Linked DNA regions of Homo sapiens: all the other regions are linked to region 2. The links are chromatin loops, found by intact Hi-C in ENCODE. Cell type or tissue: GM12878. All regions are shown on one strand. Each heading gives the region's core, and the rest is flanking DNA. Links, peaks and the distances in the headings are about the cores only.

Evidence for each region. Hi-C counts contacts between places; a loop is a spot of excess contacts. Peaks named below come from ENCODE experiments on the same cell type or tissue, not always from the same donor. Only the 100,000 strongest peaks of a DNase experiment are listed, where the experiment ranks them.
Region 1: a loop joins it to region 2, with 5 times the contacts of the local background. A loop is called at or near these places in 2 of 110 quality-filtered maps.
Region 3: it touches region 2 in a loop (5-fold over the local background); 2 of 110 quality-filtered maps call a loop at or near these places.
Region 4: it touches region 2 in a loop (6-fold over the local background); 2 of 110 quality-filtered maps call a loop at or near these places.
Region 5: a loop joins it to region 2, with 5 times the contacts of the local background. A loop is called at or near these places in 4 of 110 quality-filtered maps.
Region 6: a loop joins it to region 2, with 7 times the contacts of the local background. A loop is called at or near these places in 3 of 110 quality-filtered maps.

Annotation. Positions count from the first base shown.
Region 1 is chr10:88,068,310-88,073,228 of GRCh38, forward strand. LOC105378415 (a long non-coding RNA gene) reads right to left here. Exons shown (of 6, transcript XR_007062225.1): 6 at 4,421-4,882. Among named protein-coding and RNA genes, the nearest start is that of PTEN, 210 kb to the left of the region's middle. In GM12878, for the core only: no CTCF peak of the experiment used is centred there; a DNase peak (open chromatin) is centred at 1,982; H3K4me3 peaks cover 677 bases; H3K27ac peaks cover 3,012 bases.
Region 2 is chr10:88,268,804-88,273,722 of GRCh38, forward strand. All of the region lies in intron 1 of LOC101929727 (a long non-coding RNA gene), which reads left to right. It also overlaps a transcript of RNLS not described here. Among named protein-coding and RNA genes, the nearest start is that of RNLS, 310 kb to the right of the region's middle. RefSeq lists an enhancer at 2,798-2,847. In GM12878, for the core only: no CTCF peak of the experiment used is centred there; a DNase peak (open chromatin) is centred at 2,588; H3K4me3 peaks cover 441 bases; H3K27ac peaks cover 2,933 bases.
Region 3 is chr10:88,116,268-88,121,186 of GRCh38, forward strand. It overlaps LOC105378416 (a long non-coding RNA gene), which reads left to right and starts at 4,046. Exons shown (of 3, transcript XR_946178.3): 1 at 4,046-4,163; 2 at 4,717-4,794. In GM12878, for the core only: a CTCF peak has its summit at 2,133; DNase peaks (open chromatin) are centred at 1,226 and 2,155; H3K4me3 peaks cover 950 bases; H3K27ac peaks cover 2,342 bases.
Region 4 is chr10:88,062,947-88,067,865 of GRCh38, forward strand. No RefSeq gene overlaps it. Among named protein-coding and RNA genes, the nearest start is that of PTEN, 200 kb to the left of the region's middle. In GM12878, for the core only: no CTCF peak of the experiment used is centred there; DNase peaks (open chromatin) are centred at 2,115 and 2,897; H3K4me3 peaks cover 1,033 bases; H3K27ac peaks cover 4,000 bases.
Region 5 is chr10:88,105,720-88,110,638 of GRCh38, forward strand. No RefSeq gene overlaps it. Among named protein-coding and RNA genes, the nearest start is that of PTEN, 240 kb to the left of the region's middle. In GM12878, for the core only: a CTCF peak has its summit at 2,786; a DNase peak (open chromatin) is centred at 2,642; H3K27ac peaks cover 3,206 bases.
Region 6 is chr10:88,089,912-88,094,830 of GRCh38, forward strand. The region is part of intron 1 of LOC105378415 (a long non-coding RNA gene); the gene reads right to left. Among named protein-coding and RNA genes, the nearest start is that of PTEN, 230 kb to the left of the region's middle. RefSeq lists an enhancer at 1,884-1,933. In GM12878, for the core only: a CTCF peak has its summit at 1,921; a DNase peak (open chromatin) is centred at 1,850; H3K4me3 peaks cover 239 bases; H3K27ac peaks cover 2,950 bases.

The DNA of each region.
Region 1 (4,919 bases), core at 256-4,255, 200 kb before region 2:
AGAGAGCCCGTGTCCTTGCCTTGTATTGTGTTCAGAGGCTACCCACATTTCTTGGCTGTGGTCCTCTTCCTTCATCTCTAAAGCTAGCGGTATCACATCCCTATGACCCTTCTTCCTTTGTCAAGTCTCTTTCTCTGACCTTAGCTGGAAAACATTCTCCACTTTTAAGGGTTCATATGATTAAGCTGGGCCCACCCAGATAATCCAGAGTAATTTTCTCTTCTCAGAGCTTGTAACTTTAATCACACCTACAAGGTTGCTTTACAATGTCAGGTAACATATTCACAGGTTCTGGAGATTAGGGCATGGGCATTTTTGAAGGACTGCTATTTTGCCTAGAGCACCATAATTATTAAACACTTTCCATGTTTTATTACATTTAAATATGATGACAGCTACAACAGGCAGGCAAGAATGTTATTCCATTCTTTTCCCCAAGGTTAAATGGTTAGTGCATGTCAAGGAAATTTGGAAAAGCCTGTGATAATTAAGGGCAAGTCAGCTTATTAACAACAGGACTCAATGCCTTAAATTAACTAACACATTGTGAGTCTACAGAAAGTGTGGTTGTGGGAGGGGGTAGGAAATGGAGAGGGTAGATATTAGAATATAGCACTTGATCTTGGGTCCTTTGGCATCTTTAAATAGAAATTTGAGAGCTTAGTGGTCTGTGAACACACTGTAAAAATGCTACCCTAGACTATAAGCCATCCACAGGGCAGGAATTATCATTTGTTCCTCTTTATACCTTTGGGTTCTGGCAGAGTGCCTGGCTTATTAGTGATGCTGAATAAATATTTTATTCCTGAACTGAATTTCCTTCATTCCTCATGCCCTACATTTCGAGCTTTGAAGCACTTTCAACACTTTGTTCTATTTCTAACCAATTGTATATTTTATTGTGCATCATTCATGTGCCTTGGGTGGTGGGGATACCCAGACTTGTAGGATAATTCCCTACATTTTTCTAGTACTTGTCACTTTCAAAGTGTATTTACTTGTATAACTTTAAAATTAACTCTGCAAGACAGGTATTATTTGCTAATTTTATGGATAAGGAAATGGGGTAAGAGAAGTTTTCGGCTCATCTGATATTATCCAGCTGCTTCTGCGGTGGTATCTTAGCTGAACACTAGAAATTCTCATTTCATAGTTGCTAGTTTAGAATATGAGTTTCCTGTGGCTGCTCTAACACATTACCACAAATTCGAAGGTTTAAAACAACAGAAATTTCTTCTCTCACAGTTCTGGAGGCCAGAAGCCTGACATCAGTTTCACAGAGTCAAAATCAAGGTGTTGGCAGGATACTCTACAGTCCCTCTGGAGACTTTAGGTGAGAATCCATTCTTTGCTTTTTCCTGGTGGCTGCTGGCATTCCTTTGCTTGTGGCTGTGCCATTTGAAGGCCAATATCTTCAAGTGTCTCGATGCTATGTCTTCACATAGCCTTCTCCTATGGGTGTCTCCTCCACTCTGTGTCAAATATCCATGTAAAAAGGTTGCCTGTGATGGCATTTACAGCCTACCTGAATAACTCAGGACAATCTTCCCAACTCAAGATCCTTATCTTAAAACAACCCTTTTTCCAAGTAAGATAATACTCACAAGTTCTAAGGATTAGGACCAGATTCTTTTGGGGACCATTTTTCAGGCTTCCACAATACTTAATGTTCTCCCACCACCAAAGAAAATCTGTCTCTTTTATTTTCTTTATTTTGATGGTTATGAACGTAATTCAAGTTTCTTATCAAAAAGTGTCTTACTGAAAAACTCATAATTTAATATAGAAATGATTAATAATTAACCCTTGACATTTGGTATACTTCGTTTTGCTTTTTGCTGTGCCTAAATTTGCATGTGTGAATAAAATAAGGGTTATCCTCTGGGTCTTGTGTCGTTTTCACTTCCCCCGGTCGTTTTTCCTGACCACACGTTCTTCTCTTGAGGCAGGCATGGGCCCCTAAGGGATTTACATCACGCCACTTACAAGTGTTTGTTTGACTCTACAGTTTCAGCACACATGAGTCAGAGGAACAGGAGAGCTCTAGTTATCTAGTTATCCTTGGACGTTCCCTATCCATCTCCCTGCTTTTAATCAAGTCACAAGTCCTAAAGATTCCCTCTGCAAAGTCATCATTTGGCTACCCTAAATTCACACTTCTATTATGCTTCTCCTAGGGAATAACAAGAACCAGAGCTGGGGTGACAGTAACCCGTACTTCACCCATTTCCAGGGTTACTTCCCTCCAGCGCATCTCCAGTCCTGTTTTCAGCTCTCCATTGCCTGCCCCCTCCCCTGCCATTTGCATTAAATTAAGTGGAAAATTCTCAGTCCACTATTTAAGGCTAGTTATGTTATAACCCCACCTAATCATCTAACTGACTTGCATTCTATATCCCAGCTAAATAGACAGCAGGGACTTTCTGCCCTCATATAACTTCCTGGTCTCTGTACCATTGCTCAAGCATTTCTCCTTCTCTGGAATGCCTCCCATCCCTCTCCCCACTTTTTTGGTTGTTGAAATTCTACCGTCTTTCCTGGCTTATCTCAGATGCCATCTCAAATCTCCATGAAGTCTTTCTTGACCTTACCCGGCAGGCGTGACTTATCATTGAGCCTCTTCTATGGGACTTTGTACCTCCACTTTGGGGCTTATCCCATTTTACAGTTATTTGTGTGTTTGTCTTCTCTTTCCTACTAAATTATACTCTCTTTAGGCCAGGGACTAGGTCTCACTCTTTGTGAAGTTCTCCATGGAATGTTAGTGCCTTCTGAAGTTCCCAGAGCACACTTAGTGTCTTCTGAATGCTGGCCAAGTTGTCGGCAAGAGCATATGCAGTCAGGGCAGTGCTTTGCTTAATATGTCATTGCTGGGGTGAGTGAGAGAGCAAGTGCTCACTGAGGGGTAATTAGAACCCCTTGTATTTCTATGGACCACACTGATTTTTATTTCCACGTGCATTATCTTGGTGATTCACAAACACCAGTGAAGCCATCTCACTACCTTTGCTGTTTCTTTGTACCACCTCCACTATTATTTTGTTAGCATATATTTTTTGAATTGATCCACCTTGCCTATAACAAGCCTTGTCTTAAGCTATAAAAATCCTTGAAAATACTGGGTTTGATGTGATACCTACGCACATTAAATAATTACAAAACAATTAAGCATCTTCACCACATAATAGTATAAGGACTACACTTTGGAAAACCCTGCCTGAGACAGTGGTGGGACTTAAACAAGGTCACAGAGCCATTCTCATTCCACTGGCATATATCCTCAAAATACAAGGCCTAGAAATAGAACATATAGAGTCTGTGATACTGCATGCTCCATCAGGACAGAGGCCAAGACTGTTTTGCTCACCATCCTATGGCAGGCCCTCTATAATTATTTCTTGAATCAGTGTAGAACTTGGACATGCAGACACACATGCACACGTGAACTTGCACACGCACATGGAAAGTCAAAGTTAGTGGCTTTTCAATGTTTTGATTCACTATTGACTTTCCTCATCATGTTTTCCTCAGACCTTAATTTAATGGAGTGATATTTGTTTTCCATTCCCCCCAGCCTTTGGCTTCACCTGTGAAACTTAGCAAGCTGCTGCTGCAGTTGCTGTGCTGGGACCGGCCAGCCAATCCCTGGCTTGTTGCTTCCTCTGCCACCTCCTTTGGGGCAGTTCCCTTGCCCCTCTGTCCACTCACATCTGCCACACAGCTGTGAAGCACTTCCCAATACGCAGTGCACGAGAAATGCTTCGTAATTCCACCCAGGCCTTTTGATACTTGCTATGGTCAGTCACAAGAGCATCTGTCTCTGTGAATCTCTGAAGTGTCCTCACAGAAGAAAACAATTGCTCTGAAGAGATATTACAGACAGGAAATGCAGCATGGCAGTGTCACTTCAGGGTGACAGAGCTGCTCCAAGTTCCCTTTCTCCTCTACTGAATTGTTTAAGCACTTTGTTCATGTTAGACCCAGACTGGGACAAAGATGGATGCTTATACGTTGGGGATAGATTTTAACAGAATTTCTTCAGTGGAGTGCTCTGCTTCCTTGTTCTTCAGGAATGTGACAGATTGTGGGGAGAGATTGCCTGGTGTGAAAAGTGAGGGTTACCTGCAACTCCTTTTGCTTTCCCACCTCAGACCCCAGTGGAGCAAGGGAATGGGGAAGGGAGGCATGATGGGAGACCACAGGTTCTAAGACAGGTTGAGCATCCCCCGTCTGGAAAACGAAAGTCTGAAGTGCTCCAAAATCCGAAAATTTTTGAGCACTAACATGACACCACAAATGGAAAATTCTGCACCTGACCTCATATGATGGGTTGCATGCAAGATGTCTTACAGTCAAGACATAGTCACAACTTTGTTTCACGCACAAAATTATTTAAAATATTGTATAAAATTATCTTCAGTCTATGTGTACAAGGTGTATATACAACAAAATAATTTTGTATTTAGACTTGGGTCCCATCTCCAAGATATCTCATTATGTATATGCAAATATTCCCAAATCCAAAAATCTCCTGGTTCCAAGGATTTCGGATAAGGGATACTCAACCTCTAGAAGCAGCATTCATCAGCTCCAGGGTCAAAAAGAGTGGAGTTCAAATCTCAGCTCAGCTGATGTTAGCCTGTATGTTTCTTGCTTCAGTTTTATCACCTGTAGAAGGGGAAATGATTCCTGTTTCCCGACATTGCTGACAATGAGGATATATTGGAGGGAAACCATCTTATCACAAAGTATGGCACATAGTGGGTACTGAGAAATGTGAATTCCTTTCTCCTTGCTGCTAAATATTCCTGCATCATTTGGATCAACTTATTCTGGCATCCCGCTCTCCATTAATGTTTATGATGTCTTCCAATGCCGTGAGCTACAAAGACAAAACAGACACAGATGAAGCGACTTGA
Region 2 (4,919 bases), core at 377-4,376:
AATGTTCTGAGTCCCAGTCTGACAGAATGAATTTATTTCAAGTTTATTTTACCTCTGAACCAGTTGGTGTGGCCAATACAACATGAAGCACTGACTAACTCAGGCTTAGGGGTTCTGACCACTCCAGCACATGGTGGCTTGCCCCACCCCAGGCCACACGGACTGAGGGTAGTGAAAGGAAGCCTACTCAAATAAAACCTCTGGAAAGAAAGGCTGTTAAGCCCTGATGTTAGGGGGACAATCAACAAATGTTCACTAGAGTCAGAAAATTGCTGGAATCTATAATAAAGATCAGTGAAACTCAAAGAGACATATCCTCTTTGGGGAGAAAGCAATATAATGCAAAATGCAGGTGCATCAAATCTTTCAGACTTCTTTGGCCACTTTTAAACATATTTGACAACCATGAGATTGAATAAAATATTTTCATACACAGGGCCCTGGTTTGGCATTCACAGGGAGTGGATATGAACTGATACTTCTCTGAATCAAGGAGTATTTACAATGAGATTCCTGAGAATAGGTTGTCTATATGTAAATAGGGCTAGTATACTAAGCTGAGGTCCTATGCATGAAACTATTTTATTAGTCCTCCCTCCCTAATTTCATGTTTTTTCACTGCTTGCTTGATGCTTTGGCAGAAAAACCAAAGTGACAGCTATATTAGGCAGGTCTGAGCCGTCATTCTTACCCATCATCAAACTAGGGCCTGGCCTAACTGACTCCTGCTGAAACAGGAGGCTCTGGGTTTACAAGGTCTTGATCCATTATTTGGGTGACTGCCCCACAACAGGCCAAAGACAGAAGTCATGGATGTCTGAGGGGCATTTTAAAAAAGGGTTTCAGAATTGGGCAACAGGGGCCTGAGAAGTCTCCTTTATCCATGGCTTACACTGCTTTGAGGGGGCCTTAGAGGAATACAATGTGTTCCTTCTTTAACTTGTAGTGCTGCTCTTCTTTGGACTTGATTTATGTACACAACAATAGAAGGTTTTATTTGAATATAACTTCTATGACTATAGCACAGTTTGTTATTTTGTTTTATCATTATTATTATTTTTTGAGACAGAGTCTCGCTCTGTTGCCCAGGCTGGAGTGCAGTGGCAAGATCTTGTCTCATTATAACCTCCGCCTCCTGGGTTCAAGTGGTTCTCCTCTCTCAGCCTCCCGAGTAGCTGGGACTCCAGGCGTGCGTGACCACGCCCAGCTTATAGTGCAGTTTGAAATCCACTTGTCTAACCAAACCCTTCATATTTCTGACAAAGCCCTGAGAAGAAGAGTCATTTCTTTAAGCCAGCCGGGAACATGAGTCTTCTAAACTTTGAGGCCCTCTTTGACAAGAGGAGAGAGGAGTAAACGAAACAATGACACTTATTTCTACCTATAATCTCCGTTGATCGACCTTTGTACTCCACGGTGAGTCTTGCAGCTAAGAGACGCAAATTAGACCTATTTGCACTCCTAGTGCGGTCAAGTGCAGTCAAGATCTCCTTCTCCTTGAGCATCAGGTGGTGTCTCCTGGCTGCTCTCCACATCTTTTATTCTGAGGATTTAGCTGGCTTGCCTCAGTCTTCAGGCCAGGCACTCCAAAGGCAATTTAGGGGACAAGTCTTGCTTGTTAGATACTGGGTCCCTTCAGCCTCAGTTGCTGTCTTGTGCCTCAGGGGTTCCTAAACTCGAAGTGGTGGCCCAGAGTTTCCTTCAGGTGCTATGACACTGATTTGAGAAAGAAACCTAAGTTTCAGCTGCCCACTGTTTCCCTCTGTGAGCAACTTGAGTCTGGTTCCACTCAGGATCCTCTGAGAACTTAGCTCAATACTTGTCCAATAGTAAACACTCCATAATGTTTGCCTGTTTGAATCTATAATCAAAATCTCCAGTAGGAGAAGGCCCTTGTATTTCTGTTTCATTTTTTTTGCTAGTTGGTGGGAGAACACACTTTTCAAAATACTAATAGTTCACCACCGGACAAGAGATACATACAACCCCAACTTCCAAGTAAATGGAAAATACCTTTTCTGGGTACGTTTATTTGGAAAGGGTTTCTTCACTTGAAGAAAGAATTAACAAACCCCTGTTTGGGAGGATAAAACAAGAAATTCCTTTGGGATGTCTCAAGTTTCTAGAGAGCCAGGCTCTCGCAGGCTGAGGTGGCTTCCACACTGTTCATGAACTGCTCTTGGCGGGCTGGTGGCCTGTTTGATATTCTGAGGTCTAGCAAAGATTTAGCTCCAGGGGGTCATCAAGAGGTCATGGTCTTGATCATTTCCTCTGTTATTTATCTTTGGCTTGTGGTACTGGAGCCTGCCTTTGATACAGGGCATTTCTACCACAGCTGCACAGAATCAAGCATTTCAGTGATTTGGTTTGAGGTGAAGGAGGCTTGGCTTCTAATGCTGCGAAAATGTCACTGGGTACATCTGAGAATATCTAGCTCTGTCCTTCACTGATGAGCAAATTCATTTCTGGGGGTTTACCAGTGGCACTTCCCAGACTTGGGTCAGGAAAGGAATCCTCCTGGTGAGGACAGCAGTTTTCAGTTTGAGTAATTCCATTTTCAGTTCCTTCTGAGACATTTTTCTTGCTCTGAGCTGGAGATAAAAGCAGCATGTCTCAGGCCTCTAGGGTGGATCTCTACTTTTCAACACTGTTTATGACTCACCTGTGACTGCCCTCAGTGCAGCCAAGGGGACCATTTATGCTGAATTAGCCTTTGGATTTTTCTTCTTAGTGACAGCAAAACTTCCGTGACAGCAAACAAGTAAACCACAGGAACATCCCTGGTCTGCTCAGCACAGCAGGCTCTTGGGTTCTCAGAGAGCCTGGGAGGACTTTTCAGCTTGTCTTATGTGGGTTTGTTCACCCCGTCCGGTTTCATTTTTATTTAAAACAATTGGTATCTTTCATCTTGGTTGCCAAGTATGGGTTGCATATGGTTTTGACCTGATATGAAGGGCCCAAATCAAATACCCAGGACTTGGCCTGGAAAATTGGTTGTATAAGACCTGCTCTCTTGTTCCCCTAAAAAGCAGCCTAGCAAATGGAAGCAATGGGTCCCAGGAGTTCGTTTCTGTATGCGGCTCTAACTCTGCCACGAAGGCCAGGACAGATAGTGTGCAGTGCTCTGTCATGTCTACCAGAGAAAATGATGCAACATGTGCTGGAGACTTTACCATCTGTGCAAGAGTGCAGCCCTAGGCTCAATCCAAAAGAAAAAGGAAGTGGCATTATAGCAGGGATATTCCCAGTGAGTCAAATTCCCAGAACAGCCTGTCCCTCCTCAAGGTGGTCAGTGTGCCCCAGCATCTCACCTCCAGATTTGGACTAAAACAGAACTGTTGCGTGCAGGGGTTAGAGAGGACTAGAGCAGTGATGTATTTTATATATCATATTTTCTAGCAATGGTTTTCCATCTGAAACCCAGTTTACATTGTGGCCCAGGGCACAGAAACAGAAGCTTTATGAAACAAGTTACTGTTTCCATGTGTCAGCATTCTAATTTTCCTTTCCTTTTCCTGTTCTTTTTTCTGTTATTTTAATTTTTTAAAAAAGCTTCTTGACTCACTAAATTACTATAACAAACCACTTATGAGTCAAAGCCCATATTTTGAAAAACAACATTGCATTAGTGTATACAGGCAGCACCTTGGGAACATTTATAGAATATGGATTCTTGGGTCCCTCTCCAGGGATTCTAATTCAGTCATTCCTGGGCCCAAGAATCTACGTTTTATGTTAACCTGACCTAAATGTGACCATTATGAGGGCAGGAAACGGTTTTGATCCCTAACATATCCCAAGTGCTTTACATGAAGAACTTGGTACAGCACAGGCTCTTGGTCATTGGTGGTTGAATAAATAAATGAATGAAAAAGTATTGATCTTCAAATGATTCCATCCTTCAACCCCAGCCGTGCCTCCCTTTGCATCTATACTGTTGTCTTCGTTTTTTTAAGATAGATACTCAAATAGTCTCTAGACCTTTGAATTGCAAAATTGCTTTGAATCTCCAAGTTGGAAGCTGCCTTGAAAGTCTCTAATCTAGGGATTCTCAGGTGTAGAAACTTTGTCTCGCTGCTTTAGAATTCCTTGGGGAAGTTTAAGGCAAATACATATCCCTAGACCCCAGCCCTGGAGTTTCAATCCAGGTAGATAGGGTTCATGGCCCAGGAATCTGCATTCTATCCTCCCTCGGGTGATGCTGTGGCCCAGCCAGGGTTGGGATGCACTGTTCTTGTGACCTCTCCCCACTGTGGATCACTGTGGATGGTGGTCACCCAGCCTCTGCTGGAAACATTTTGGGCTGGCAGAAAGAAACTCCCAGAGGTCTGCTCCACATTGAAAAGCTCTGCTTATTGGAAATTTCTTACTGATATTAGCTTCAATCACTTTCCTACTGCTGCTAGTCTTGGTTCTGCCCTCTGGAGCACCTCAACACAAGGCCAATTGGCTGCCTGACTGCTCATTGTGAAAATACAGAAAAAATATAAAGAAAGAAATGAAAATTTTTTAAAATCCCACCACCTTGAAGACATTGAATATTTCTTTTGGTCTTAATATATGTACACACATAAATGCATGTTATACTCACTTGATGTTTTTTAGAAATGACAAGCATCCTGTATTCTTGACTTAGCATTACATATTGTGGGTTTTCTCTTAACATTATATCACAAAAAATATCCCAGATAGAAAAATTTGCTTTAAACCCACATTTTAAAATGACTGCATTAAATTCCACTGTTTTGATCTATTAGAATTTATTCAGCCATTTCCTGTTAGTGTTGATTTAGGTTATTTCCAGTTTTCCACTATCATAACTAATGCTTAAATAAACATATTGCAAATAAACCATCGTCTGCATCCTGGATTATTTCTTTAAGCCAGACTCCTAGATGAAATTTATTGAGTTAGAAAAC
Region 3 (4,919 bases), core at 561-4,560, 150 kb before region 2:
ATGGAGACGGTCTTATTGCAACAGCACACAGCCACATATGAAAATAGTCATCCAAGTTCTGCCTTCCCATCCCTGAGATTTTTCACTGGCCATTGCACCCCACATAGAGCCTCAGCCTCATTCAAATTGCTGGTTCTTCTCTCCAGCCTTCTCTCTTTTTTCTCATCCTCATCCTTCCTGGGTTCTCCTGACAAATTCCAATTTTTCTTTTTAGTTATGCGGAGCAATTCAACTCTTCCCTGCCTTTCTTTCCACATCTTGCTCTGGGTCCATTTTGCATATCCAAACTCATCAAGGTACGCAGCAGATTCAAAGGGTTTCTTATTTATGAAGAGCTGCTCTCCATGGAAGGCAATTGTGGTTTAAGCAGCATTTCCTTCTCCTTTGTAAGCAAGTTATTCAAGAAAAGGCCAATAGGAACTGATGCCCTGTGTGTCATCCAAATAAAGAATCCACAAAATACCAAAACTAGGAGTGGCTTTTCTGAGGACCTACTCATTGTCTACTTACTGTCTATTTTGAGAGGGCAAATGGCTCAAAGAATCCTATGAGCCACTGAAATCAAACTGACAAAGCTTTTAGAGTCACTTTGCCTCCATAGGGCAACTAAGAGCCCCTGAGCTCTGTTTGCCCTTCTACTGGGGGTGTCTTTCCATCCTGGGTGAACTAGCAGTTTTCATGAGCTTTTCTCAGCATGAAACTTATTAAAAACAAAACAAAACAAAGAAAAGAAATCATCTTTCCACCTTTTGCACTGGCAGCGGTAGAGCTGTGTTGGCAAGGGAAGATTTACTGGGCCTGGAGTTGTTCTTGGAGCAGGTTGCTCTGTGGAGGGAATCTAGGAGTGAGAAAGAAATCAGAGTCATAGAATGTGCCAGTGGAGGGGTCCTCAGACAGCCCACAGAGAAGCGCCTCCCTTTGTAGCTGAGGAATCCTAAGCCCAGAGCAGTGAAGCGACTTATTTGCCCAAGGTCACACATCAAGGCTGTGTAATTTATGGTTCATTGTTCAATCTGGCTAGGGAAGTAGGAGCCCCTTGGTCTGCCCTGGCTGCAGAAATAGGCCCACATAAGGGGTGTCGGGGCTGCTTTAGAAAACCCACAGCACTTTGAATCAAGGAAAAATGAGTCAATTGGTTCTTCTTCTTCATTCTTGAACTTTAAAAATCTGAGTTGCGGTTCAGTATTTGAGGTGGTATGTGCATTTGGCTGAGGGGGCGGAAGGTGACAGGGAGGATTCAGAAGATGGTGATTAGGTTCTTTGAGATGTCTGGGGGAGGAGGAAGAGCACGGAAGGAGGTGGGTTCCTCCCTAGTAGTGGAAAAAGAAATGTAAGTGGGTCAATTTGATGTCAGCTCTTGCCCTTCTAGACTGCAATGAAAAGAATATGCAGTCAAGTTTTTCTTTGGCAGAATGACTGCTATGTACACTGGAATCAGAGAAAAAAAATGTTGCATAGGATGGTTTGTAGTAGAGAATCTGTTGTGACCAATTTAATTCAGCTCAACAAGAAATTGTCAAGCAGTGATTATACACCCATCACAAGGTCAGATGTCTTGTGGGGAGCAGGAAGAAAGGCTCTCCAGTATCACTATATCCAAGACCTGACAGTCTTATTAAGAAATTGAGACCCACCTACATGGAACAGATAAAAAATTGGATTCAATAGCTTAAATGCCAAAAGTCTTGGTACCGAAAATGTGTATTCTGGAAAGTTATGAGGAAAGGGGTTGGGGGAGGGGTCATGAGGAAGTGAAACCTGAGCCAGAGTGAAAGCTGTTTGTTTTGGGGACTGTGTCTTCTTCTGTGTTTTCACTAGAGAGAGGCTTTGTCCATAATAGGTGCTCACTAAAAACCTCCTCAGTGATGGAGGGAAAGTAGGTGGGCAAAAACAGAAGAGAAGATGCAGAGGTGGTCCAGAGGTTTGCAGCTGCAAAGGCCAGACAAACTTAGCAGAGCAGAGAGGGTACTTGGTAGAATTGTAGGTAGGACCAGGAGGCTGAAATGTTTTCAGATGCAGAATTTGGACTTGCTCTGTGGCCAAAGGGAAACACAGGAGAGGCAAGGGTAGGTGCTTTGGAAAGTACACGGGCCTGTGGGTGAGGATGATGTGGGTGCTATACTGGGCTCTGCCCTGATGCAGCTTTGGAGGCGCTATTGAATTCTCTTTGCCTTAGCTTTTTAACATGTCAGATACAAGGCTGGACTGTGAATTCTCTTTCATGTCTACCCTCTTAAGGAATAAATCTGAGGATGATGTGCAGGGTGGACACTTGGAGGCAGAGAAACAATTTGGTTGTGGGAATTCAGGCGCTGAAGACCTGGACCAGGGTGCTAGTAAAGGGAAAAGCAAAGGAGGGAAGGATTTGAGAAATTTGGAAGTGATTATAAGGATACCTTTAGATGTTACTTAACAGAGTAGCACAGTTTGCTTAAAGGGAAGAGAGATGTTTTAGAGGGTGGTATTTGGGGTGTGAGGTAACTGTGGGATGTCTCTGAAGCAGCTAGAAATGTAGGACTAGTGGTCGGCTGGGCAGGGCAGGCTATTTAAAAGTAGATCCTTGAAATCAGATGACATAGTTTTGAATCCTGACTCTAATGGCCCTGGGCACATGACTAGAGTAGGGTGAGCAACTCTTCCAGTGTGCATTAGGGCATTCCCAGCTTTAGCACTGAAAGTCCCATGTCTTGGGAAATTCCCCGGTCCCAGTCAAACTGGGACAGCTTGCCTGGGACCGTCCTCGTTTGAAAACCACAAGGCCTGCATGCCAGGAACTACTTTTGTGGTAGGCAAACTGGGAAAACTGGTGAAGATACTTGATCAATTTTAGCTTCAGGCTCCTCATCTGAAAAGTAAGGATAATAATATGCCTTCCTCAGAGGTTGTATGAATTAAATGAGATGATATATGTGAAGTACTCAGCATAAAGATTAGCACAAAGAAGCATAAGAGAAACATTTGTGAAAGGATGAGTTAGATGAATCCTGCAGATGAACCAGTTAGGTGCAGAGGAGATGGGTAAAGTAATCCAGTGTCAACACGGGACACCAGCAGAGTCAGCGGCTTTGTGTACAGAACTTGTAGCTGGGATTGACCTGTATTTGTGAAAGAAGGCTTGCCAAGAAAATTAGTAATGTAAACAAGGAAAATGTTAGCCCATTGAAGAGGGCAACATTTTAATAATACTTATGCTAATTATAAGTGAATAGGTACATTCCATCAAGGATTTCCAAGATTCTTTAAAGACATACATCCCTGCTTTCTGGCTCAATTGACACTGTGGCTATATGTGCTTAAATGAAATAAACCACATTTTGTTTCCATATTCATACATTCATTGGTTGAGGCACTCATTCAACAAATACTTATTGAGCATTTTTTATGTGTTAGGCACAATGCTAGGCTCTATGGAAACCACAAGAAATATAAAAAGTAGTCTGCAATCTTAGAAAATTTACTATAAAGTGGTTTTATTATACTTATTTTACTTATTTAAACATGAATCACCATTTCCCCTGCCTAATTCTTTCCCCACCAATATTGGGGACTTTTGACAGATACATATACGAATATGATTTTAATTACCTTCAAAGTTCTAGAAGCCAGAAACAGAGAAATCAGAAAGTCCCCACCAGGGCATCTTGAAGCGGTAGGACAAGAACAGGAAAGGTAGACTAGGACAGCAAAAGGACAGAGGAGGAGGGGAACTGAGAGAGAAGGGGACAGGAGCGAGGAAGGAGGGGGAAGCAGGAAGGAGGGGGGAAGCGGGAAGGAGGGGGGAAGCGGGAAGGAGGGGGAAGCAGGAAGGATGGGGGAAGCAGGAAGGAGGGGGGAAGCAGGAACGAGGGGGAAGCAGGAACGAGGGGGGAAGCAGGAGCGAGGAGGGAAGCAGGAACGAGGGGGAAGCAGGAACGAGGGGGAGCAGAAGGAGGGGGAACAAGAAGGAAAGGGAAGCAGGAAGGCGGGGGAGCAGGAAGGAGGGGAAAACAGGAAGGAGGGGGAACAAGAAGGAGAGGGGAACAGGAAGGAGGGGGAGCAGGAAGGAGGGTGAACAGGAAAGAAGGGTTTGAATGAAAGAGTCTGAGGCAGGAGAAAGTGGAGACAGCAGCAAGAGGACTGAGGAAAGAAAGGAGAAAGGAAGGAACCTGTGCATCGCGAGGCAGGTGGGGAGGGAAAGAGAACTTGAGGAGAGACAGCAATTGAGGCTGGAAGAGGCTCAGGGCTGCTGAGCCTTAGTCACCACCCAATGAATAGAAATGTTCAAATTACACACGAGGGTTGTTTTTTTTTTTCCCACAGCTAAGAGGAAACTGAGGTAAAGACCAGAGCAGAGGAGGTCTGTAATCCCACTTCAGCTCTGCCTCTCTCTCCATTTTGCCTGAGGTTAATCTGCTCCAGGCATGTGTCTGTCACCTCTTTCTGATACCACAGGAGCCAAAGATCCTGCCCTTTCTGTGTCCAGCTAAGGCTGGGTCTGCGTTGGCAGGGGCCACCTCCTCCAGGAGTCAGCAGCTCCCCTGAGCTGTGCAGGCTGCTACTTCCCCAAAGTGCTTCCCTCTCAGAACTGGCTCTGGTGCAACTTTGACAGCACCCTTCCTCCTCCTTCACCTGAAGAGGTGAAGCAGAGTCAGGGAGAACATTTGTTTTCTCCTCCTTTCTTTCATTTTTCTTCAACACTCATTCTCCCTTTCCATTTTCCTGTTTTATATATCCTAGAGGATTTCATAAAGTAAGAGATTCAAGATAAAATGCTCAACACCCTCCAAGCCTCAGAGTCCAAGAGAGGAGTTGTATGTAAGTAATCAGCTCACTTACCCTTGGAGAAGGACCAGGCTGGAAGGGCCTTCCGAGGGCATAATAGTTAGCCAAGAGCTGGGACCAGAAGGTTGAAAAATTCCATGATCCGAGCCAAGTGGTCA
Region 4 (4,919 bases), core at 604-4,603, 210 kb before region 2:
GGGAAGGTTTGTTTAGTGTCTAATGCTGACTTCAGGACCTGAGAATGGAGTCTGTGCTTGGCAAAAATGCCTTCTCTGGGATCTGTCTGGGCCAAAATATTCTCTGCTTATGACCTGGCCTTTGTGCTCTGGTAAACATCCTCCTCTTACCAGCCCCCAGAAATTCACTGCCAAAGGCCACAGGCAGTTTTGCTTGCTTATCAGAAATATTCTAAAGGTGATGGCAACTTGGAAACATACTTTCAGCAGGACTTAGCTTTCTGGAGAGTGGCCACTGTGAAAATGGCCTGTAGCTTGGAAATCTCAGGGGGTGTGAATGTAATTTGACATTCTTTGTGCACAGGCATGGGCTAGCCCCTCTGGGTGAAGAAGCTTTCAGGAAAGTGACTGTTACTACTCAGCTAACAATGTAGTGCTGAGCACTTTGCAGGACCGAGCTCACGAAAGTCTCACACAAGTCCTAGGAGGAAGGTGCTATTATTATCTCCAGTATACAGATGAGAGAACTAAGGCTTGAGAAGGCCATGAAACTTGGCCCAAGCTCACACAACTAGTCAAGTGTCAGAGCCCTCAGCTCTCTCTGCCTTCTGATTTAGAGATTTTAATTAGTGCAAGTTCAATATCTAAACTCTAGGAAGTTGCTAAGTATTTGGGGTAGAACCACATGATTCAGGTGATGATCAGTGTATGACACTTTACTATGACAGGCCAAAGAATTGAGTAAGTAGCATTTAAAGTTTTTACTGAATGGGATTAATGTCTTGTTCCAGGAAGGATTGAAGGCAGCTGATATAAACTGGGCAATATGTGAGTAGGTAGAGATGGTGAGCTCCAGAGGAATTTGGGATGATTCTCAGAGGAGGGACTCTGGTTGGGCCTTGAAGGATGAGTGGGAATTAGGTAAGTAAAGAACATTTCAGATTTGGGGAATCAGAATCAACTCTCTTTTAGGAGGCTTGCATTTGAAGCTACTCCATGAAAATGTTCTAAGTACACACAGTGACCTTTCTTGGGCTATGCTCCTACACTTGCTGAGCTCTTATATTCTTGAGAGATGTTTTATCAGCCTAAGCATGCAAAGAAACATGTGACCTGTGAAGTAATCCTTCACCAAGAGCACGTGCCAAAGCTGGTCAATATTGGGCCAGAAATTCTCCCCATCCCACCCCACCCTGCCCTGTCATTAACCAATTCTCCCCACATCCTAGTGTCACTAGTCTTTTCATGGTTCTGAAAACATGTTATTGCTTAAGTGCATTTCTCTACCATACTTTACAGACATTATCACTAGTCCTCACAACTGCTCTAATAAGGTAAATGACATTAGGCCCATTTTACAGTGGAGGAAACTGAGACTGAGAGGTGTTAAGAACTTTGCCCAAGTCATACAACTTCTTGGTGGTGGAAGCAACTAATTCATGGAAGAAACAGATCTGATGCCAAAGCCCGTGTTCTCTCTACTCTACCACATACTCTCCTTAGAACCGAATGAAGACTCCCCAGGCAGTTTTTGCTAGTATTCTGGATTTGTTTAAAAATCCTCGTAAGATGTTAACAACTTTAAGTCCTGTGGTGGTATGGGGGACCTGAACACCTGGGTGCATTTTCTTTTATTTACTCTAACAGGGACACAGACCTCTGGCTTCTTTCATAGAAACCCCCCTTTTTGAAATGTCTCTGTTTTGTTCATTCAGGAGAACAGATCAGCATCTCTCATGCAAGGCCTGGCTCTGTGCCCATCTCACTTTTGCAATGAATTTAGCAACATCTGCTTTGCCCATTAAAGTGATTTTTCTCTTCCTGGCCCTGAGCCTGTATGCTTGCTGCAATTGATTACTAGCAATTTCCTTCCCAAACCAGAGAGTTCAGTGAACTCTAAATTGAATTGTTGCTCACTGGTCTCCTTTGGACCAATTGCATATGGCTTACGTGCAAAATGGTCAAGCCACTCAGTTCCCGAATCTATAGGCTGATGATTCTGGTTAAACGTGGGAGAGGACCTGATGAGTGACATTTCCCATTTTTGCACACAGTGGCCTAGGACTGTGGTCACTTCTGTGTTTCTCAATTTCAGGTGGGGGGAGGGGATGAAGCCACCTTGCTTACAGCAAGGCTGTTGAAGTACACACCCTCTTTCCTTTCAGTCATATTGCAGCACCAATGGCCTCAGATGTAGTTGCCTGGAAACCTTGTTTCAGAGACATCTGAGAAACATATATCTAGCTCCAGAAGTGGCTTAGAAAGACCTCAGGAAGATGCATATCACTGTACTCTTTTGAAGGCAGCAGTGGGTCCCTTTAAGTGGTTCAGGCAGCTTTTTAAGATAAAGCAACGCCCAAAGTGATGCTGAGCCTGTATACCTGGCCTGCTGCTCCATCTTGATTGGCGGATATCTAGTTATCCTTTGAGATGTAGTCTGAGTGTTACCTCTCAGGGAGTCTGCCCATGTCTCACTCAGCCCTGTATTCCCAATATCTAGCACAGTGAGTACATGTAGTGCACCCTCAGTGAAAGGACAAATGAGTGAAGGATGCTGCTCTTCTCGTGAGAAGATTTTAAACTGGTACTTTGCTCTGAGCTGTCCTTGAAGTGTCTCTCCTTCCCCACAGCCATGATAGCTTTACACAGGGACAGTGAGGAGTTGTTGGTTATTTAGAGAAGTGAAAGTCAGGAGTCTCCTCTGCCACATAGTCCTAAAAAAAAAAAACAACAAAAAACCCAAAACAAAGGAACTTATTACTGACCAAATTACTTCCATATATCAGGGAGGTTAATTTAAAGCTAGGAATCTATAAATAAGAAAAAGGTAGCATAAATGACTAACATCAAATAGTATTGACAATTGCTGGAAATCATTTGAGTCATTGCACATTCTGTCTCTTTGAGCAGACATTCCCCGTTTCCACCACAATTGCTGACTGCATACCTACCAGTATCAGCAGCCACTTCTGAAATGATTATCGCAGACGAGACTGCAAATATCCTATTCTTGCAGAACTCTGTCACAAACATCTTTAGCATCGAGCTTGGGGCTTTCTGCCTTTATTTCTGGAAGAGATCTCATTTATAGTATTACTATAGTGGAAAAAGATGAGAAAAAGCAGAGTATTCCGAAAAGCATGGCTCAGCTTGAAACTATGCGATCCATACCTCTTAACCAATGGGAGCTGCAACTCCAAAGTGTTTAGGGAGTCCTAGGGTTTTTAGCTTCTAGAAAGGCCTTAGGTCTTTATTTCTTCATTTAATCCCTGCACATTGGCAGGTGGCCCCTGTAGACCTACAGAGGAAATGGGCTAGTGAACTTCAAGGGAAACTTAGCTGGGCTTCATATGGCGATATGAAGTTAGGGAAAAGACATTCAGCATTTTTTTTCTAGCTTTGAGAACCTAACAGGAAAAAGGCTGGGGAAATATTCCAATTGTCTACTCTTGGACTTTACTATCCGTTTATCAGATGCAATTAAACTGGGTATCTTTCCTTTCTCCAGTCCCTGGCAGTAGAGAGGAAAGACCTCAGCCCCCCATGTAATGAAAGGAGATGGTCTGTGCTTAGTCATGCTGTTTCAGTTCTGCTGCCTGTCACCCTGGTAGCTGGGATTAAAATACATCCTTCCCCTTTCCAGAGTTTCTTGCTCAAACTGAACAGGACTTTTCCAAGAGAAATGGATCACTCTAAGGTTCAACTCCTCAGGCCCAGGCTCCGTCCAAAATTCCAGGTTGAACAAATCATTAAGGATAGGTATATGTTACAATCTACCCAGCGCTAACTAAACCTCCTCCACCATCAGATCGCCACCACTGCCATCAAAATGGCAGTTCACATAAAATTAATGCTGATCATGTGCCAGACGCTGCATAAGCACTTAACATATGCGATTTCATATGTGATCATCAGACAGCTCCATAAGGTAGGTTTTATAATCACTTTATACAAATAGAGAAACTGAAGGTCTTAAAATTTAATTTTTTTTTTTTAGGCAACAAGTGTTCATTGAGAGTGTGGGGCATGGTGCGAAATTCTGGGGACAGCACAGTCCCCCTGGGCTCTCAGTGAAAGCACATTGAAACTCGTGTGCTGCAACAGGTTACAGAGGAAGTCTTTGAGCGCTTCATGTGTAGCGGGTTTAATTCTTCTTTTTTCTTGATTTTCACACGCCCCTGCACTTCCTGCTCTTTCCTGGGCCTGGAAGCGGAAGTACTGAAATACTGAGACAAACTGTTCTTATGGTTTTTAGAGGTTGGTCAAAACCAGGAAGGACAAGACATCAGAAGGCTGGTTCTCTCTGGGTTTTCTCTGAGTAGGGGATAAGAGCTGGGTCTTGGGTCCCTTGACCATGTTTTTATTCTTCCTTTGAATTGGTTGGGCTCGGCAAAGTCAGTCAAGAACTTGATCTTAGCTGCAGCTGCATTGTTCAATGACAGGCTGATTATTGTGTTTTCAACTTCATTTTTCATCGATAACTGAAAGGATATGTCTTTAGTGGAAGGTGATGCTCATATTGATTTTGTGACTTCAGATTGGTATATGCACTGATTTATTTATCCAACAAATATTTATCAAGCATCTACTTGCATGTCCTTCATGAAAAGCCCTGATAGAGCTTATATTCCAATGGAGGAAAGAAAGTAAACAAAACAGTTAAATATGCAGCATGTGAGAAGATGAAATTACTATGGCGGAAATTAAAGTGAAGGGAGGATGGGGAATGTTTGGCTGGCAGGTATTGCAATTTTCATAGGGTTGTTAGGGAAGGCCTCAGGAAGAAGGTAATAGCCGAATGAAGATCTAAAGGAGTTGAGGGAGCAAGCTATGTGGATATGGGGGAAGAGGGCTCTAAGCAGAGAAAACAGCAAGTGCAAATGTCCTGAGGCTGGAAGCTGCCTGGTGTGCCTCAGGAACAGCAAGGTGGCCAGTATGGC
Region 5 (4,919 bases), core at 305-4,304, 160 kb before region 2:
TTAATGGTTTATGTAGGAGGGGATAATATAGGTCCCTCTTAGAAATGGAGAATGAGTGGCTCTCAGGGACAGTTAATAATGATGTGACATTATTTGCTAAATCATGTCCCTATTGGTGATTGTTAACAGTTTTATGCAATTGTAGATTATCCTGTGTAGCAGCTAAGAAGTGCTTATAGCTACTAGAAATAGAGGCTCACCTATAGTATCTTAAACACATTAAAAAAAAAAAGCCAAATGTACTCTGTTCAGGGCTGGTCTGGTGTTGCAAGAAGGCATCAGCGGCCTAGCCTTCATTCGTTTTTCAAAAAGGGAGGTTTGCCATGCTTTTTGCATTGCTTTCAAGTTTAAAGTCACAATATGGTGCTGCTTGCACGATAGCCATAATGTCTGAATTTTAGGCAAGAAATGGGAAAAAGAGGGGAGGCAAAAGATTCCCTTTTCAACCTCCACCCACACTCTTTTCCCTTTAAAAGAACCTCCCCAAAAGTTTCATGTCAAATAGGTTCATTAGCTGTGGCATTGGGTAAGTTACAAAAACTCTTTGAGACTCAGTTTCTTAATTTCTATACAGAGAGTAATAATGTCTACCTCACTGGGTGTATGTGAAAGAACACTGCTAATCCAAAAAACGCTGTGCAATTTCAAGAGTTAAAATAACACTTGTAGTCCAATGCAGGCTGCAATAACTGAAATATTTCATATGCCTGTGTTCTTGCTGCAGAAGAACACATTGCAGTCATTTAAGATCACCCCCTTTCCCCACCCTAGAGTGCATTTAGGAAGGAGAGAAAGCAGAACTAGACCATGTTTGGTTAATGTCAAAGGGAAGTTTGAAAGCTACGAGATTCCAGGCAGTGGTAGAAGTAATGAAACCCCAAAGTCTCTCTGTGTTTCTTGCTGCCCTTGCTGTCTTGGAGGGGAATGTTACGCAGTGGAAATGGGACACTCCTAAGTTCAGAGGGAAACAGTCTTGACACAGGTGGTTCCCCAAGAACCTACAGGCCTCCAAGCCAATGGGCAAACTCCCCCATGGGTGGAGTGGCCCTTGTCTCAGTATCAAAAAATTGTAATCTCTCTGAGGGTAGGGACCCTATCTCTATTCACCTCTTTATCCAATGCCTGACACCTAGAAATCCTCAGTAAAAATCTATTTATTAATTCTGCCCCACCTATAAGACCGGCTCTGAACACTGAGAGTCAGCCTTGCGAGTGACCTACTTAAGTCCTCCTGACCCTCAGCCCCCATTGCTGACTGCAGCTAAGAAGAAATACCTTGGGTTGGTGCATATTTTGGAATAAAAATAGTTATAATGATAGTTATAGCTTAACCTATTGAGCGTTTACTGTGTGTAGGCACTTAGTACTTTACATATTGTAACTCACTGAATCCTTCCTTCTACCTTACAATAATAGTAGGTATAATGCTCATTCCGCAGAAGAGGAAACATGCTCAGATAGGGCAAGTAATTTGTCTAAGGTCACAAAGCTAAGAAAATGAGAAACCAGCTCAAAATTATTAAATCTGAACATAGATTTTCTTGGGAAATTACTGTTAAATTTCTCAAATAGATTGTAAGTGACCTTTAGAGACCTTCATTTCACTTACTTCATTTATTTATACATGACCCACCTAAGGCAAAGCATTTAGTTTCTTTAAGCGCAAGTTTCGTCATCTGAAGAATGGACAAATAATAATACCACCTCCCCCACCCCACCCCAGAGTTTCTGTGAGGATTAAATGAGATAATGCATATGCAGTGCCTGGCCCATAGTAGATGTTCAGTATATTTTTTACCATCATTTGTTAATTTGACAAGTAGTCAAATTAGTGATGCACATCAGAATCATCAGTGGAAACTTTTCAAATATTGAGGTCTGGGTCCCAAAGTGGGGTATTTTGAAAAGTTCCCCAAGTGATTCTGATTCACATTCCCTTATGAGAATCACTGCTGAATGTGACCAATATTCATTAAGGAAGCATTTTGCTCAAGGCATTTTGCTGTGTGCTAAGAGAGGTGTCAGATGCACAATAATGGCAAAAGTCACATAAAAATAAGTAAATTACTATGAGAGATGAGTGAGTCCTCCTGCAGCAATCAGGAAAGTCCTCATAGAGGCAATCACAGTGGGCTGGGCTTGAAGGCACAGCAGGGTTAGCTTGCCAAGAATGGTGGCAGGGCAGTGAGTGAAGGTAAGTGGCATGATGGTGCAAATAATGTCACTGGTGCCACTACTGGCTGGGACATGGAGTCTGGGGAGAGTCGGGAGATGAAGCCAGGTGGTTGGCTGCAGTCAGAGAATGGAAGCTCTTGGACTTCTGACCAGTTGGGTTTGCACTGCATTTAGAGGACCACGACAAGCCATTAAGATTTTCTGAGCCAGAGAGGGAAATGCTCAGAACTATCCTTTCACCTGTTAAGTCTGGCACTCAAATAAATTAGAAAGTATAGAACCCAAAGGCAAGAAATGAGCAAGGCCAGAGACATCTGTTGCATCAGCCCAGGCCTCAGAATAGGAGCTTGGACTAGGCAGGGTACTGACAGGTGGTTAGGCTAAAGGAACAACTATATAAACCTGGAGACTGAATTAGCTGTTGGGGGAGGGGTGGTGAGAGGAAGAAGAAGTGAAGATGACTTTGAGATTTGAGCCTGCGTGATGGGAAGAACAGCACTGTGACCAGAAAAAGGGAAGTGGGGGTATGAGCTGGGTGGGGGGAGGGAAGATGATGAGCTGAATGTGTTGAGCTGGAGATGCCTGGGCACAAGGTACACATATCTAGGAGTTAGGTGGCACTGTGGAGCTTAAAGGAGAGATCAGGGCTACACACAAACAAATAAATAGAACACAAAGTGAGTCAGCTGCACTGAGGGGTGTCGCTTCAGCCTTGGCAATGGTAGAACTCTGTGGGAAGGAGAGTAGAGCAGGGATTCTTAACCAAAGATCTGTGGATAGGATTTTTGTTTGAGGGTGTCTGTGAACTTTTTAACATTTTAAGCAGAATATTACTATGTATATTAAAAAGCCCACAATCTCATTGGATAAGTTACTCTAAACAAGGTTAAAACCTACTAATATATATATAGGAGAGGTGGGCTGAGATGCTTCTCATGGAATTTTCACATCGTAGGTAGGAACAAAATATTCCAGCCAATCTCTGCAGTCTTGACTGTCATACCTCAGACTGTGGTGGCTGTTTTATTATTATTTTTTTTAATCAGGGCCAGACTGTTTGGTCAAGATTGTCTTAAAAATGTTTCTTCTTTCCAAGATATTCAATGGGGAAAGAATAATCTTTCCACAAGTGTGGTGAGATAAGTGGATATCCACATGCAAAAGTATCCATCTGGACCCTCTGACTCTCACTAAATACAAAAGTTAACATAAAATTGGTCAAAGACCTAACTGTAATAGCTAAAACTATAAAACTCTTAGAAGGCAACATCCTCAAAGACATAATTTTTGTGACCTTAGTTTGGCCAATGATTTCTTAGATATGGCACCTGAAGCCCAAGCAACCAAAGAATAAACTGAACGTCATCAAAAATTCAACTTTTGTGTTTCAGGGACACTATCAAGAAAGCAAACAGACAACCCATAGAATGGTAGAAAATATTTATAAATTATATGTCTGATAAGAATCTAGAATATGTAAAGAACTTTTACAATTCAACAATAAAAAAATACAGTTAAAAATAGGCAAAGGATTTGAATAAACATGTATCCAAACAAAATATAAAACAGGCCAATAAGCACATGAAAATATGCTCAACATCATTAGCCATCAGAAAAATACAAATGAAAACCACAATGAGATACTACTTCACATTCACTAGAATGGCAATTGTCATCATGATCATCATCATCATCAGATAATATCATGTGTTGGCAAGGATGTAGAGAAACTGAAATCCTCTTACATTGCAGGTAGAGAGGTAAAAATGGTACAGCTACTTTAGAAAAACAATTTGGCAGTTTTTCAAAAAGTTAAATATAGAGTTACCTATGACCCAGAAATTTTGTTTTTAGGTATATAACCAAGATAATTGAAAACACATGTTTACACAAATAATTATATGCAAATATTTATAGCAGCATCATTCATAATAACCAGAAATAGAAACAACCTAAATGTCCACTAATTGATGAATGAATAAATAAAATGTGGCATATCAACACATATGGAATATTATTTAGCCATAAAGAGGAATGAAGTACTGATACATGCTACAACATGGGTGAGCCTTGAAAATATCATGCTAAGTGAAAAAAGCCAGACATAAATGGCAACATATTATATAATCCCATTTAAATTAAATATCTAGAATAGGTAAATCCATAGAGACAAAAAGTAGATTAGTGGTTGTCAGGAGCTGGGGGAGGAGAGGAGTTGGGAACAATAGCTAATGGGTACAGAGCTTCTTTTTGGGGTGATGAAAATATTCTGGAATTAGATAATGGTGATGGCTGCTCAAACTTGTGAATATACTAAAAACTACAGGTGGATTTTATGGTATGTGAAATTATACATCAATAAAAAATTTCTTCTGTCTTCTCAGTTTTTGGTTGTCCTTATTTGGGATGAAAATAATGTCCATTATCCAAGAAGAAGGAAGAGCATGAACAGTTACAGAGGAGGAAAAGTAAAGACAGTTGTTAGGGAATGGTAGATTTGGATGGAACATAGGTGTATGTATGGGAGAATCAGGAGAGGAAGCTGAAAAGGTTAAGTTAGGACCAGAATAGTAAGTAAGTTGGTCAGTCACTGGGTGAGTCACAAATATTTGAGGACTTACTCAGTGTCAGCCACTGTTCTGGATATGTGAACAAAAAGACCTGGTCCCCACCAACACAGGGTTGAGCAGTCTAGCTCTGGTGACATTAAACAAATACTTAAGAAATCATGAGGGTGTGAAGGG
Region 6 (4,919 bases), core at 380-4,379, 180 kb before region 2:
TTTATTAAACATAAGAATAGTGCTACAATGTGGGGTCTTAAGAAGTTATTAGACAGAGTCCTTGCCCTCAAGAAAAGACTCATAATCCAGTGGCAGGGAGAGAATGTGAGAGAAATAGAGAAATAGTATTTTCAGGCAGCAAGTGGTGAGTGCTACATGAATAGAACAGAAGTTAAACATTCATGGTGGTCAGCAGAAGAAGACATGACTATGTGCTAAAGTGGACATGAGATCAAAGCTTCATGAAAGAGGGAGAATTTGGTGTGGGACTTAAAGGAAGTCCAGGGTTTAGAGAAGTGGAGATGAGAGTTAGAAAATGTCAGGCAGACAAGACAGTTCAGGTAGAGGCTCTAGAGGTGGAAAGGAGATGTGCAAGAAGTAATACTGGTAAATATTGCAAAGGAAGAATCAAAAAGCACAAAAAAGTAGGAAAAGAGAGGAAAGGCAGGAGACATTTTAAACTTGTAAAGATAGATTATTGGCAAAATGATTGTCATTAGCTGAAGTGGGGATTTCTGGAAGAGTCATTAGTTTTGGGGGAAATGACTTTGGGAGTTGCTAAATTGAAGGATGAGAATGCATGTATGAAGGGAGTCTAGTCCAGGAGGGAAATCAAGACATATTTGGTAGTTCCAGTCTCCTGAAAACTCAGGTACCAAATGTCATGCACAGTGACTGGAGAGACATATTTGGAAGTCAGTTTCAAGGCCCAGTAAAATGATATGACTGGATGAGATCTCCAAAGATGGAGCAGCAGAAAACCACTGTCTGAATCTTGCTTGTGCACACGCGTCAGGGGGTGGAAGGAGGAAGTGGACACAGCAGATGTGGCGTACTGGCTTGCGTGGTCGTAGTAGGGTTAAAAGGTTCCCAACAGAAAAGGGAGGAGAGAGAGCCAAAGTGGAGCACTGTTGCCTTCTGGATTGCCACTGAGAAGCTGAGAAGGAGCACTGAGAATAAGCCACTGAACACCGCAACTAGAAGTCTTTGGTGGCTCTTGAGAAAGCAATTTCAGTAGTGAGCGCATCAGTTTAGCAGGTGTTTGGAGTGAATGGTAATGAAATAAATAGAGGACACATAGACCAGTGGTTTTTTGAACTTGGCTTGAACACTGTAATCACCTGGAGGGTTTTTAAAAATTACAAATTCCTAGACCTCACATCAGACCTTATGAGTCAAATCTTTAGTTGACAGGCCTAGGAAACTGAGTTTTTGCAGATGACTTAGATGAAGCCAGTTTATAGTCAGCATTTGTGAACCCACTGGGAGGTAATAAAAGATGAGAAATAGGAGACACTTGAGGGGACGGTAGGGTTGAGGAAGTTTTCTGGGTAGTATTTTTTTCTTGTTTCTTTTTAGAAAACAGGAGACTCAAGCTCCTTTTCCAGGCAGTGAAGATATGAGTGAGACCAAGTATCCTCATGGAGAAATCAGCTCTAGGAAATAGGAGAGGGACCTCCAAGCCAGGTGGGTGAAATCAGGCCTGGGAAGAGATAGATGGCAAGGTGGTAGGAGGTGGAGATTAAAGTGAGAATTCAAGGAAGTGAAGGCAACTCCTGCAATCTTTCCAAATTAAGCTTTGTGTAGTCTTTGAAGAGTGATTCAATTCACCTAAGAACCTTGCATATTCCTCCTTATGACTTTGTTGAGCATATTACATGGCACTTTCATAATGCCAGCTACCCAGGAAATGCAGGTTATGAAAGCTTAGAATTATGAAATGACACAGGTTGTGTGGTTAAACATGAGCTTATCTTTTGAAAGTTTCTATTTCACAGCTTCTGAGGGGATGCACTGTGCATGACTTTTGGTACCTGAGTTTTCAGGAGACTGGAACTGAAAGGAAGAATTCACCAACTACCTGTTTTAGCCCCAGGCAGCATCATCAGAGTCATGCTTGGAGGTGGAAGGGAACACCCTTGTGGCTGGGCCCACAGAACATGTTGAAAACGAGTTCTCAGTATTGTGGCAGGAAGTATTGGGTCACGAGTCGCAACTCACACCTTTCTATAGCTGGCTGTCTCAGCTCTTTGTGAAATCTGGGTCTGAAATCACCTCCTTCTCCCTTCTTCCCTGTGTCTGCACAGTCCAACTGCCCTTTGTGGATTATCTTTGCATCTCGTGAAGCACATACCTAGCATGTTCTTATGATAGCAGTGTGGTCCAGATAGTGAATAACAACCACTACAGCCTATTGAACTCTTATTCTGTGCATTTTATCTAGCCCTTCTTCTGGAATGTGCCTCTGCAAAACTTCTGTTTTAACATCTGTGACAATTAAGTGATTTTTTTCATATTATAAAAAACAATACAACAAATATTAATAACAGTGCTCATTGTATGCCAGGCACTGTTTTAAGTATTTTATGTATCTTGATGCACTTAAACTTCAGAACCACCCTGTGATGTAGTTATTCTGATCCCCATTTTACAGATGAGGGAATTGGAGCTCAGCGAGCAGACATGTGGCTCCAAAATCATATAGCTAATGAGTGATGGGTCAGTGTACTGATACCGAAGCCAGAGCTGTTAACTCATAAATGATGAAATAGATTGAAATGTAGTTCACTAGAAGGGGAAGACATCTTTAGGAATTTGCTATTGATTCAGGTTGCTCCCTGATTTTTTAGCACAAGCGTGGCAAGGCATTCTTCCAATAACCTCAGCTGAAATGCCTGCTTGGAGGACTCAGGTGCTCCATCTTCATCACGTATGTGCTGCTTGGGTTTAGAAAAGCCAGGTGGATCAGTCCCTGAAGCCTGTAATACTTTCCATCATCTCACAGAACACAAGAGTGAGGCTGACCCTCTGCCTACATCTCAGAAAACCTGAGGGACAGAGAGGTCATTTATTTACTCCTTCAACAAATAGTCCATTTCTTGCACACCTCTCTGTGACTTGTCCTGTGTTTGTGGTGTAGAAACAGAGGCATGGGGTGCAGTCCCAGGAGAGGGTGCTCGCAGGAGCACAGAGAAGACTACTCAGGGTGATCCACCCATGCCAGATGGACATACATAGGAGGGCCCTAACCCAGGTAGTGAGATGAGCATGTGTTAGTTTTGTGAACTGAAGCTTATCCCCGATATAGAGTGAAACCTTAGATTGCAGACTTTCAGGATTCAAGGTAGGAGGATGGTACATTCCCATGACGGTAGGCTACAGGGGTGCTGTGACTGTGATTTCTCTCTTGCCCATGGAGAAAAGTGTGACAAGGGCAACAGCCCTGACAACTGCTTGGTGAGAGGAGAGCATGATTATCTGGCACTGTGCCAGCAGTGCTGTGCGAGCTGGGGACTGAGGATCAGGCTGACCTTGATTGGAGGTCTTCCCCACGATTTGCTAGCCGGGTGACTTTAGGCAAGGTATTTGCCACTCTGAACCTCAGTTTCTTTATTTATAGAGATGGAGACAAGAATACCTACCTTACTGGGTTGTTGGGAGAATTCATGAGCCAATGAACATAAAGTATTCAGCATTCCTTCTAACAAATGCTCAGGAGAGACTGTAGCTAACACTCAGCCAGTGCTTACCAAAGGCCAGGCACTGTCCTGTGCCAGTGGTTCTCAACTAGGGGGTGATTTTGCCCCCAGAGGACATTGGGCAATATCTGGAGACATTTTTGATTCTCATGATTGGGAGGGAGGGTGCTGCAGATTTCTAGTGGGTAGAGGCCGGGGATGCCGCTAAACATCCTGCAATGCTCAGGACAGCTCTCCACAACAAACACTCACACCATGCAAATGTCCATAGTGCCCAACTTGGAAACTGTTCTTCGTATGTGTTAACACAAAAAATCCTCATAGGAACGCATGTGGGAGTACCATCTTTATTTTCCTGGTTTAGATCAGGAAATATTAGACAGTCCATTAAATGACTTGGAAATTAAATAGCATACTCAAGCACAAGCAGCTAGAGTAAGAGCCAGGATTTGAACCCTAGCAATCTTGCTCCAGAGTTCTTATGTTTAACCAGTTACCCTAGGTGAACTCTTGTAGGAGTGAGTCAAAAGGCAGTGTGTATGGGATATCGAGAGGCTTCCCTTTCTCCATGCCAGCCATTCTTAAACTCCTGTGAGCATCAGATGACTTGAAGAGCAGGCTAGAAATACAGATCCCAGGGCTCCACACCCAAGTGATTCTGATGCAGCTGCATTTGGGACTCTTACACTAGCCCTCAGGAAAGTTTCCACACATAATAGCAGCATGATACCAGACTTAGAGTCTTGGAGGTTGTTTTCTGAATCTCAATTTTTCAAAAAATACTATATGTAGAGCTTAACATAGTTTTAGAATGCTGTCTAAGAAAAACAAGTATAAGACAAATGCTTTTGAGGCTGGGGAATCACAATGTCTCCTTCAAGAGGACCCTCCAGTTATCTTGGTTTGCTCCTAGACCCTTTTTTTCATATGAGGACGGGACAGTTGCACGTGGCTGCTTTCCCATCACCTCAAGTGCTCAAAGCTGGACTTGTTATACCTTCTTTTCCTCACTCTCACACTTGCTCTTGATAATATTGTCCTCACTGCTGTCTCAGTTAGCCAATTACACAGGCCCTGAGCCCAAAGCACCTTGGAATTTGCCTTCCTTCCACTATGCAGCCAATCTTTAACGTCTTAAAATTCTTCTTTCAACACATTTCTCACGTTGATCATGAACTTCCTGGTTTTGTTCTTTATCACCCAGGCTTAGACTATTGTAGTAACCTCCTACCTGGGCTGCCATCCTCAACTCTTTCCTCCAATACGTCCAGCCAGGCAAATCATCTGAAAATTCAATTTTATTTTGTTTATGCATTCACTGATGTAGTCACAGGTATTTATTGAGCACTCCTCTGTGCTAGGCTCTGTCCTGTGCACACAAAGATGAATTTGACCCTATCAAGTCCCTGTCTTACTCGGAGTCTCCAGCTCCTTATACCA